Linked DNA regions of Mus musculus: region 1 is linked to region 2. A link is a loop called in an ENCODE intact Hi-C map of the cell type or tissue named here. Cell type or tissue: heart. All regions are shown on one strand. Each heading gives the region's core, and the rest is flanking DNA. Links, peaks and the distances in the headings are about the cores only.

Region 1 (5,385 bases), core at 83-5,082, 490 kb after region 2:
CCAGCCCCATAAACGATGACACTAATTCAGGGTTCCAGAGACTGTGTGACAACCAGAACCTGGTTTTACTTTGGGATTAGACCTTGTCACTCAGGGGTCGTTGGCAGGAGCTTCAAGCCTGTTGCTTCTGCTTCAGCCTGGCCTCAAATATCCAGTGACCCCTGTAGTGGTGACATCTGCTTACCAAGGACAGAGGAACCTTTCTTTGCAGCCTATCAAGCTGGAAACAAGTTTGTCTAGATGCATCTATGTTCACATGGGAACATGTCTCTTTATGCATGAACACAGGTCCGGTTTGCCCAGATGCAGATATGTGCTGGTTAACTTTACTAGTGATGGCCTCAGCCACTGATTTAGCTATGGTAGACTAGCCCAGAGATGTTCAAGCTAAGTGTCTGATACTCAGGCTCCAGTGAGGGCTGGGGAGATTCTCCTATATTGGGGCTTATGTGCATTGGGATGCTGTCTTCATCTGTTGGAATATTTCAGTCACTAAAAAGAATGAGGCAAACTTTCATGAAGGAAAGATGCCCATGGCAACATTCTATTTTATTTTATTACATGAAATATGTTGGCTGTAGGATAAGTGGATGTGTGGTTAATCCCAGTTTGTGTACTGAATACAGAGTGTAGAAAGCAATGTCAAGTGCATCCCAATAGTGACCTTGGAGAGTAGGATACGGCAGTCTGCTTTTTACTTCATACACCTGTTTGTCTCTCTCTCCCTCTCTTGTATCTCTAACATGAATAATTTTTAACTTAACATAATCTCTTATCAATATGGAGGTAACTATTGACTTCATCCAAGATGACTGTCTTAAAGCAAGGGCTCTTATGTGCATGAAGAGTGAACCCAAGAGTTTAGGGGACCTGGCTTTCTTGTAATCGGGTTTTTAGTCTTTGCATGTGTGTTGTACACATCCTACTTAGTGAAGTATCACAGCCTTTGGTGAACTCTTCGAATCCCTTCTTGGGATGATGCTTTAAGTACATAAAAATAAATATGTAGACTTACAAAAGAAGTCAAATACATGGAAATATATTTAACAAAATATTATTTTAAATTATGATGCAGTAACATGAGTTCTTGGTGGGTACACTACAAGACATTATTGAACTGAAGGCCTGATAGCTGTTATAATCTAGAATCAGCAATAAGCAAAAAGTGACATTTTTGAGAACTTTATAAAAATAGAATGTTAAAGAAAACTCTGCCTGCTTTCTGTGGGTGACAGAGTCAGATACAGCAATCCTACGGTGGCACGTCACTTGACTTCATAAGCGAAGGTCGCATCTTCACAGCAGAGTCAAGAGCAGTGAAAACACAGACGGCTTCCCAGTCCAAAGCAGAGACAGCTGGGTGATCTCTCATAATGACAGGTGCTCTTCCATCACTGGGAGGCACTGAACACCACCGAGCCCATGCCCAGTTCTGGTGACTCCATGGTAAAGCGAAAGGCTCAGGGTGGTAAATGTATGTCACCTCACACAGAACTGTGAGCTCCATTGGTGATGACTTGGTTGAGGCTGTCGGAAACAGTCATCTGATCACACTGATTGTAAGTGGAAAGGACTCCGCACATGACTGTGGTGTCTGCAGTGGGCACTAGGAGGAAGAGAGGAAAGAGATTTGAGCATAGCGTTTTATTCCTGAACTAGATGTGCCAATCATTCGTTTTAATGTTCTAGTAACCCTGAAATCATTGTCTTCTAACACTAAAATATAGATCTTGTTCCCAAACAACAATAATAGCACGAGTGTTTAGTCCTTCATAAGATACTGTGTGTGTGTGTGATATATCTATGGTGAATATGTATATATGGGTATATGTGGGATGTGAGATGTGTATGAAATATGTATGTGTGTGATATGTGTATGATGTCTTCGTGGTATATGTTGTATGCACATATGTGTATAATATGTACATGGTGTATATGCACGATGCGTGTAATGTACATGTATGTTATGGTATGTATGTAATGTGTGTGGGAGTATGTGTATATGGTGTATTTGTAATATGTCTGTGGCATGTTTATGTGATATGTGTGTATGTGCCTGGTATGTGTATGTGTTAAGTATATGGTATGTGTGTGTGCATGATATGTGTATATGTGATGTGCATGTGTGTGTGATATGTGGGGTATGTGTATATGATGTGTATGTGTGTTGTTGTGTTTGGTATGTTCATGAATATATACGTGGTAGTGTGTGGTATATGTGGTAAGTGTGTATGATTTATGTATGGTGTGTGTGTACAATATATATGTGTGAGTGTTGTGTATTTAATGTCTGTGTAATGTGTATGTTGTGTGTAGTATGTACATGCATGTATATGTGTGTGGTATGTACACACATATTTATGTGTGTGATGTATGTAGTATGTGTATATGTGTGTGGTGTGTACATGCATGTGTATATGTGTGATGTATATGCAGTGTGTGTGTATGTGTGTGGTGTGTGTGTAATATATGTGTAATGTGTACCTGATATATACATTCTTCTTGTGGTGGTGGTGGTATATGTGGTAGGTGTGTGTAATGTCTGTGTAGTATGCGTGTGTGTATGTGTGTGTGTGTATGATGTGTGTGATATGTGTATAATGTGTGTGGTGTCTGTGTGCTGCCTGTGTGGCATGTGGGTGTGGCATTGGCACCATTGCTGTGGTACTCAGGTTGGCCATGTATTCAGATGGTTGTTCCACTGAATGCACTAGGAAGCTTTACCTCCAGGGTGTTCACGATAAGACGGGGACTGGGAACAGATTGTCCAGAAAGAAAACAAGAATTAGTAAACACAGCCCTACAAATGAGCCATCTGGAGATTTATTTACATAAGAAAAGAGGAGCGCCTTGGTATTTTCATACTGGAGTTTGTTTCTTTTTCAAGTAGCCACAAGGGTGTATTTGTCCTGAGCACACCTTGAGCTTTTTAGTGGAGATCTCTGAAAGCACAAAAAATAAAACTAAGAGCAAGAGTGCCCGCGTTCTTTTGGTTGTTTTTTTGGGGGAAGGGAAGACTGGAGAGATGGAAACAGTCACTCTTTTTTTCCCCTAAAATACGCTTTTTAACTGTTTCGAAATAGCTGCTGTGCCCTCCCACCCTAGTTTTGAAATTGTTTATTATTCCCAAAGTGACAAATGAGAGCTATTTTCCTTCAGCAAGGTCACATTTGGAGACATTCAGCCATGTGCAAGTGCTGGACTGAAGCAATGACTCCCAGGGACCAAAACCTTGACACAATTTGGTTAGCAGTGGGAGCTATGACCTGGTGACCCAGAGGGGCCCCTCCATGGAGATGGGACCAGCTCTGCAGAACCACTTAGCCTCCCCCTCCCCCAGCTTACTTTTCCTCTACCATCCTCAGGAAGTGCACATTTTAATGGTCCTCTCTTCCCAGGAATCGTGACCCCATAACCTCTCCTGCCTGGCTTGATGACTAACCCTCCAGGATCATTTGCCCCCTCGGTGTGAAGAACCCAGGCTGACCATCACACAGGTGTCTGAGCTCAGCCAGGTACCTGAATGTTCTCTGCATCCTGTGTTAGATGACAAGACTGAGACTCTGGCTGTGTTGTTGGCCACACCTGCACAATGATAGCCTGGGTAAAAATAGTCCCTGTTTGTCTGGGCAAGCCCTGCTTGGCTGATAAGATACTAATTAACAAGACAGCCACTTGAACAGAAAAGATAGCTTTCTGCTCCTGGACTGGGCTGGGCTGTAAAGCATCCTACATGTTTGTTCTGGAAATTGTATAGCTTAGGGCAGTGCGTCTTTATAGGGGCAAGATGAGGCAGGGTGGAAAGGCTGAGCAGGTCTGCTGCCCTGGGGCTCCTAGAATCAGAAGCAGCTGCATGAAGGACAAGAAGGGAATTCTGAAGAGAAAAGTTAGCAGGAAGATAATTACCTGATGATAGGACTGTTATGCATTCGTGGATGGTGATGATGGTGATGGTGATGGTGATGATGATGATGGTGTGTGTGTGTGCTTGTGTGTGTGTGTATGTGTGTGTGTGTGTAGGGGGGGTGTTATGAGTGTGTGCATGCATGAACCTAAGTGCAGGCTCAGGTTAACTGGGAACTTGAGACTGCACGCCCCATTTTCTACCTGGGCATCAGGAAGAAGGGCTTCTATGTAAAGGCCCTAAAGCTGTTACTAATCTGAAACACATAGATGATAGAAAAAAAAAGGGTTTTAAAGGCTAGCAGAGTGACTCTGTAAAGTGGTTACTGTGCAACACGAGGACCTGAGTTCAACTCCCAGAACCCACATTAAAAAAAATCAGGTGAGGCAGCGCATGCTTATAATTTCTACACCAGGGACATGGAGACATGTGTGTTCCTAGGGCTCACTGGCCAGCCAGTTCAGCCTATTCATCTAGTTCCTCGCAATGAGAAACCTGTTTCAAAAGACAAGGTGGATGGTTCCTGAGGGATGGCATATAAGGTTGTGGTCCTCTGGCCGCTAAACACATGTATACACACACACACACACACACACACACACACACACACACACACACACACGAGAGAGAGAGAGAGAGAGAGAGAGAGAGAGAGAGAGAGAGAGAGAGAGGGAGGGAGAGAGGGGGGGCGGAGAGAGAGAGAGAGCAAAGAGAGAAACTGAAATGTGTAAGGTTCTGGAAACTGTGCTCTGGATCGGTACCTGACTTGGAGTAAATGTTTCCAAAATATCCTCTGAAGGAATACACAGTGGTCTGACCAACAGATGGACTGGAATTTTAAGAGCAGCCAGTGATTGGTAGGCCTATTGCAAAACAGGAACTCAGTAGGGACCTTTTTATTGTATGAGTGTCCTGAGGCTAAGAGAGAGAAAGTTCAGTAAGACTATACAGCTGGGAGAGAGAGAGAGAGGGAGAGAGAGAGAGGGAAAGAGAGAGAGGGAGAGAGAGAGAGAGGGAGAGAGGGAGAGGGAGAGAGAGAGGGAGAGAGAGAGGAAGAGAGACAGACAGAGACGGAGACAGACAGAGAGACAGAGAGAGACAGAGAAGAGAGAGACAGATAAGAGAGAGACACAGAGAGAGACAGAGAGCGAGCACTCTAATTTATGTGGGCACAGCCCAATTCCAAAGCCCACCTTCTTAGCTGAATTTGATCATATCCAAACAGTGAGTTGCTACAAGATGGGAAGGCTGTTGAAGGGCAGGAGACCTGAGCTTCTGACCTGAATATCTACCCACCTCTGGGCCAGCTGCCACTGTCTCTGGATGCTGTCCCAGAAGCCACCATCCAACGATTGTATGTTGAACTCCTTCTGATGTGTGGAATGGGAACAATAAAGTTGCAGCATCTTGAATCTTGTTTCTCAAACTTTCACAATCATTATTTAGGGGATCTTGGAAATGACTTTGAGTATAATGATGCA
Region 2 (5,385 bases), core at 135-5,134:
TCAGATCCCATTACAGATGGTTGTGAGCCACCATGTGGTTGTTGGGAATTGAACTCAGAATCTCTGGAGAGCAGTCAATGCTCTTAACCATTGAGCCATCTCTGCAGCCCACTCAGCTGTTAAAGGCTAGGCTCACATCCAAAATATAAGAGATTTCAACCTTCTTAATGCTGTGATACTCTACGCAGTTCCTCATGTTGTGGTGACCTCAACCATAAAATTATTTCATTGCTACTTCATAACTGTAATTTTGCTGCTGTTATGAGTCAAATGTAAATGCTGATATGCAGGATGTCTGATAATGTGAACCCCGTGAAAGGATCATTTGATCCTCAAAGGTGTCACAACCCCAGGTTAGGAATTGCTGATTTAGATGATATTGACCATTTGCAAAAATGCTTTTAAATGGGTCTCACCAATTAATTTCTCTTTAATGTAAGTTCAGTGAGAAGAGGACCTTGTTTCTCCATGTTTATATTATAGTAGGTACTGCGTAAGTAAATACTTTTTTGAATGGGTTGATGGATGGATGGGTGGATAGATGGAGAGATGACTGAATGAAGTTGGTGTACTGAGTGAGGTTAGATGAATGAGGTTAGTTATTCATAACTTGACAGTACTCATCTGACAGCAAATGAAGTTTACTGTTTGTATTTTAATATACTTAGCTCTCTTGTCTTCTCAGCTTGACCGAGCCTACTTGAGACCAGAAGCTCTGTCTTTTTACCTTTGGATGTTATTAGTTGCAGAAAGGGCTTGGAGTTTACCTACTACCCTACAGTGGACCAACCACTGAAGGTCTTTAAATCCCTGGTCACTACTCTGGTTAAATACTGGCTGAGTATATGGAACCTGCAGCCTTTGATGGAAAGTGTGAAGGAAGAGCATCATCACCAGAATTGAGTGACAGCTTGTTAGTATTTTCTGTTTTCTTTTCTTGGTGATTTGGAGATGTCTAGCTTCTTGGCAAAGTTGATTTCTAAGACAAATTTTTATTAGGCTTATGGGTATACAGGAGAAAGATGAAATAATTAAAAATCATCACCCCGCCCACGATTCTCTGGTAGTAAATACCTTGAGGGTTTCTCTTGATAGTCCATTAGCTTGGAATTCCACAGATGCTGCCCTTCGAATGGCAGCCATCCCCAAATCTCCTTCAGTAGCTTTGAGCTCAGTCAGGGTTTGGTTCTATTTCACTACACTGTCTGAGAGGCAATCCTAAGCAAGGCAAGAGAATGCTGGAAGCCTCTCTTCTACATGGTTAATTTTACTGTTAAGCTTATGTTTTAACCAGAGATAGGCACTTTCCTAATTTTAAAAAACAAGAATAATTCCAGCAAAGACAGTAAAATGTAGGAGACTTGAAGTTCACATAGCCAACCTTAAGCTTCACTTTGTCCATAAGAAGTCATGTGAGTGAGCCAGGTCCCTTTGTTGTAAGTCCTAGCCATTTAACTGCCACATGAATCTAATGAAATTGTCAGGTTATAGTAATTACGTCAGTAATCTGATATGTTGTCATTTGAATGGACCATGTGTGTAGAGTCAGTTACTTCTCTCTGTGGGATTAACCCTTTTCACTCATGAAGACCAATTGCAGTCATTAAGCTTTATGGGAAAAGACCTTTTATCATGTTGTCAAGCTAGACAGTGCATTTCTATTATAGTTCTAATTTTGTGTGATTGTGTGTAGCTGCTGATGAACATTTACCTGCTAGGTTTAGGGGACTTCTGACTTAGAGATATTTCTGAGTCTGAGTTACATGTTGTGTGGCACCGCTTACAGATGTCTTCAGTTAAGTGCAGGTAAATAAATGGGACTCTGTATCAGAGGTCAAGAGATTCCTGACTTTCTCTTCAGAGTCAGACTCTGCCAGCCAGTGCAGTAGATTGTGGTCTCCTTGTCATGTTTAGAGAACAGAGGAAGCTGCAGCACAAGTTAACACACACTTGGGCATCTCTTCAAGTATGTCCTTCTGATTCTTCATTTCAGATTCAAGTCCTCTCTCTTAGGAGTTATAATACTTACTGAGAAGCTAGCATCTGTAACATGCAGGACTGTGCTTATCACATTCTTTATATTCTCACAGAGTATCTACCTCTCATGATGAAAGTTGAGCGCAGACGGGTAGATCAGACTAGCTAGGAGCTGAGAACCACATCTCACAATATGAGTCAGGAAAAGCAAGGTGGGAAGGAGACAGAATGACACAGTTGTGAGATGCTCACATTCAAGATTCTCACACGAAGGAAGCGGGTAATTAGAGATAGATTTACTGAACTTGAGAGCAGGGTTTATGAGCCTTACCACTTCACTTGGTTGGGAGGTGCTGTGTGGCTCTGATCACTGTTGGAAAGTTAGCTGCACCTCTTGCTGCTGCCCACTAGATGCCAGTAGCACTCTTCACCATGATAAGCACAGTCCTGTAGATGATGACAGACTGCCAAAAGTTCCAAAGAGGCAAAATTGTTCCCTTGTGAAAATCATTATGAGATGTGTATTATGTGTATTACAGAGAGATAATGTGAATGATCCAATAGTGAAGATAAGATACAGTAGTAGATTGTTTTCAGTTCATTAAAGATTTTAAAAAGTAGAAAAAGTCAAATAAGGTAACTGGAACAAAAATAAAAAACTGTAAGACCAATGGCAAGATGGCCCTCTTAAGTCCAATTATTTATTACATTAAATATAAAAGCCTAAATCAAACTTGGCTGCATGGGAAATTTTATTTTTGCATTGTTTCAAACTTTTTTGAGTATACATAGCTATTGCATTATACTTAAAAATTTCAGAGTTTTGTTCTAGTTAAATTTCAATAGCCATATGTGGCCAGTGGTTATGTTGTTTTACACTGTAGGACTACATACTCCATTTAAAAATTAGAGATTGTCAGACTGGATAAAAGAATAAAAAGCAAGCTCTACACTTAAATATGAAGATACGGATGGCTTACAGGTAAGAGGCTGCAGTAAGTTATTCCCATGAATATTTATCGTAAGAACATTGGATGGGCTGTCTTTAAATCAAACAAAGTAGTCTTTGTCTGATAGAAACTGAAGACAGAAAGATGCTTCATAATGAAACAAAAAATCAAGTGTATTCTAAAATGCAATCATTAAAAATAACACCTTCAAAGTAAAAATAAAAACTAAAAGAAGTGAAGGAGAAGGAGAAATTGTCAAATCAGTGACACTTAAACATTTTAGGACAATTTCTTGATACTTTGAGAGGACATTTAGATGAAGTTAGAGATAATTTAGAAGGCTTGAACAATGTGCTCACAGTTTTACTTAATTGGTGTCTATCAATACTATACTCCTCAGTGACAAAAAGCCACGTTTGAAGTCAAGCAAGTCATAAACTACAGATAGCATGGCTCATTTGTAAAGCATTCCTGCTTTAACTGGCTTCCCAGCTGTTCCTCTTTGTTTTTTTGTTTCTCCCAGTACTAGAGATTGGATTCAGGGCATGGAATAGCCCAGGCAAGTACTCTGCTACTGAACTACATCTCCTTCACTGCCCCCCTTTAAAATTTAAGTTAGCATACAAAGTGATGGGCTTCATTGTGATATTTCAAATCGGTACATTTTCAAGTACACCACGCCAGAGCATATTCTGGAGTATTTTACAAAGTTCACTAAATTGAAGAGGATGGAGAATGTAATTAAATTGGCATCAAGAACCAGCAGAATACAATAGCACTCTAATAACAGCAGTAGAACCTAGTTAAATGTGGGTAAGTTACTCAATGTTGTGCTTCTCCAGGGGAGACAGAGGTCTAGAAAACACCAGAGAAACAGTCTGTTGATATTCATTTGGGAAATGGAAGTTAAAACCAGAGAAAAATCACCATGAACTCATTAAATGAATAGAATCAAACGACAGAGAGAGATTGGCACAATGTAGAGAAATTAGAACTCTCTTATTTTGATGATAGGAAAACAAAATGTAGAGCCGTAGTTCAGTTGTTTTTCAAAATATCATATTTAACGTTATAATTTCAAAACTTCTTTTGATTATGCCTAAGTGAAATAAAAATATGTATCCACATAAATAATCATACATGAATGATTATACCAGCATTATTCATAATAGCCAGAAGCCAGAAAGAATTTTACTTCTGTCAGCTGGTGAATGGTCATTGCAATCAGAAGGAGCAGGGATGATCTTAGAGAGACTGTAATAGATGACATGAGTCAGACGCAGACTCTGCTGTGTTTTCCTCTCTGTGACTTATCAGTATTGAAATTGATATGCTTTAATTAATATTTTAGCATTATTTTATTAATCCTCATAATATTAGCTAACAAGCCATGAATAAAAGCTTTCAAACCATTTTTCAAGATTTTTTGAATGGCGAACTGCTTGGCTTTCTGAAGAGACTTAGGCAAACACTCTGGGAGGACCCAGGGACTTCACTTCTCTTATGTCAGCATAATAGTGTGAGGCAGCTTCCTGTGGTAAGGTATTGCTAACGGCCAGAATTTGGAAAGAGAAGTGGTGGGAGGGAGAGAATTGAAAGAAGCCATGGAGACATGAAGGGAAGGGGCTGAGCTGTTAAGCTGGAGTTTGGATAATTTCCCTAAGTGTGGAGTACCCTGAGGAGCAGATGTGCTGAGAGCTGGCATGAGTTGGAGCGCTGTGGAGATGGCCAGCCAGTGAACTGGTGGGAGCAAAGCTTTACCTGGTTTAGTCTATTACTTAGGCCCAGCTTTATTTGAAGAGGTAAAGCAGGAAGCAGGAGGGACCTAGTGAAAACATAGTTATTTGTAGGTGATGGCCAGCAGTCTGTTGGTGATAATGATAATCAGAAGAGGAAGACAGGGCTGTGGCTTGAACCACTGGGCCAAACCAGAGAGGAGCAGGGTTTTGTTTCTTGTAGCTGTATATGTAAGGAAAGAATCCTATAGTTTCAGATTGTGTCCCATACACTTGACTTGGGAGTGTTATTACTCAAAGGCACCAATTAGAAATCTGGAACAAAAGCACTAGATTGTCCTTTGATAGCTGTTCCCTTCCCTTGCATCTAAGGCCTGTTGGGCAGTTCTGGCTCGGGCAGAGCTGCCAGTAAGGCCCAACAGTTGAACTGAAGACATCCTTTCTTGTCTTGAGTTTGCTGTGGTGAGTACAATGCAAGCATCTTGCATATGTGGCCAGACAGTTCTCCTGAAGCTGATTGGTCAGGAGGTTGACGTTCCTCAGTTAGGTTTTGGGCATCACGTGATTGTTGAGACAGTAGAAATTGGAGATGTGTATTGCTTTGTGAAATGAAATGACAGTCACTGAAGTCTTCCTTTATAGGACCCCAGGGTGACTAAAATGTAAAAGTGGATTTTGAGACTAAAGAAAGCACGCTTAAAGTAGAAATTCAAACACTGAAT

The links. Peaks named below come from ENCODE experiments on the same cell type or tissue, not always from the same donor. Only the 100,000 strongest peaks of a DNase experiment are listed, where the experiment ranks them.
Region 1: it touches region 2 in a loop (5-fold over the local background); 1 of 42 quality-filtered maps calls a loop at or near these places.

Annotation. Positions count from the first base shown.
Region 1 is chr7:129,985,256-129,990,640 of GRCm38, reverse strand. No RefSeq gene overlaps it. Among named protein-coding and RNA genes, the nearest start is that of Gm4265, 26 kb to the right of the region's middle. In heart, for the core only: no CTCF peak of the experiment used is centred there; no DNase peak of the experiment used is centred there; H3K27ac peaks cover 1,696 bases.
Region 2 is chr7:130,473,165-130,478,549 of GRCm38, reverse strand. The region is part of intron 8 of Ate1 (arginyltransferase 1); the gene reads left to right. Among named protein-coding and RNA genes, the nearest start is that of Ate1, 44 kb to the left of the region's middle. In heart, for the core only: a CTCF peak has its summit at 2,388 (motif pointing right); no DNase peak of the experiment used is centred there.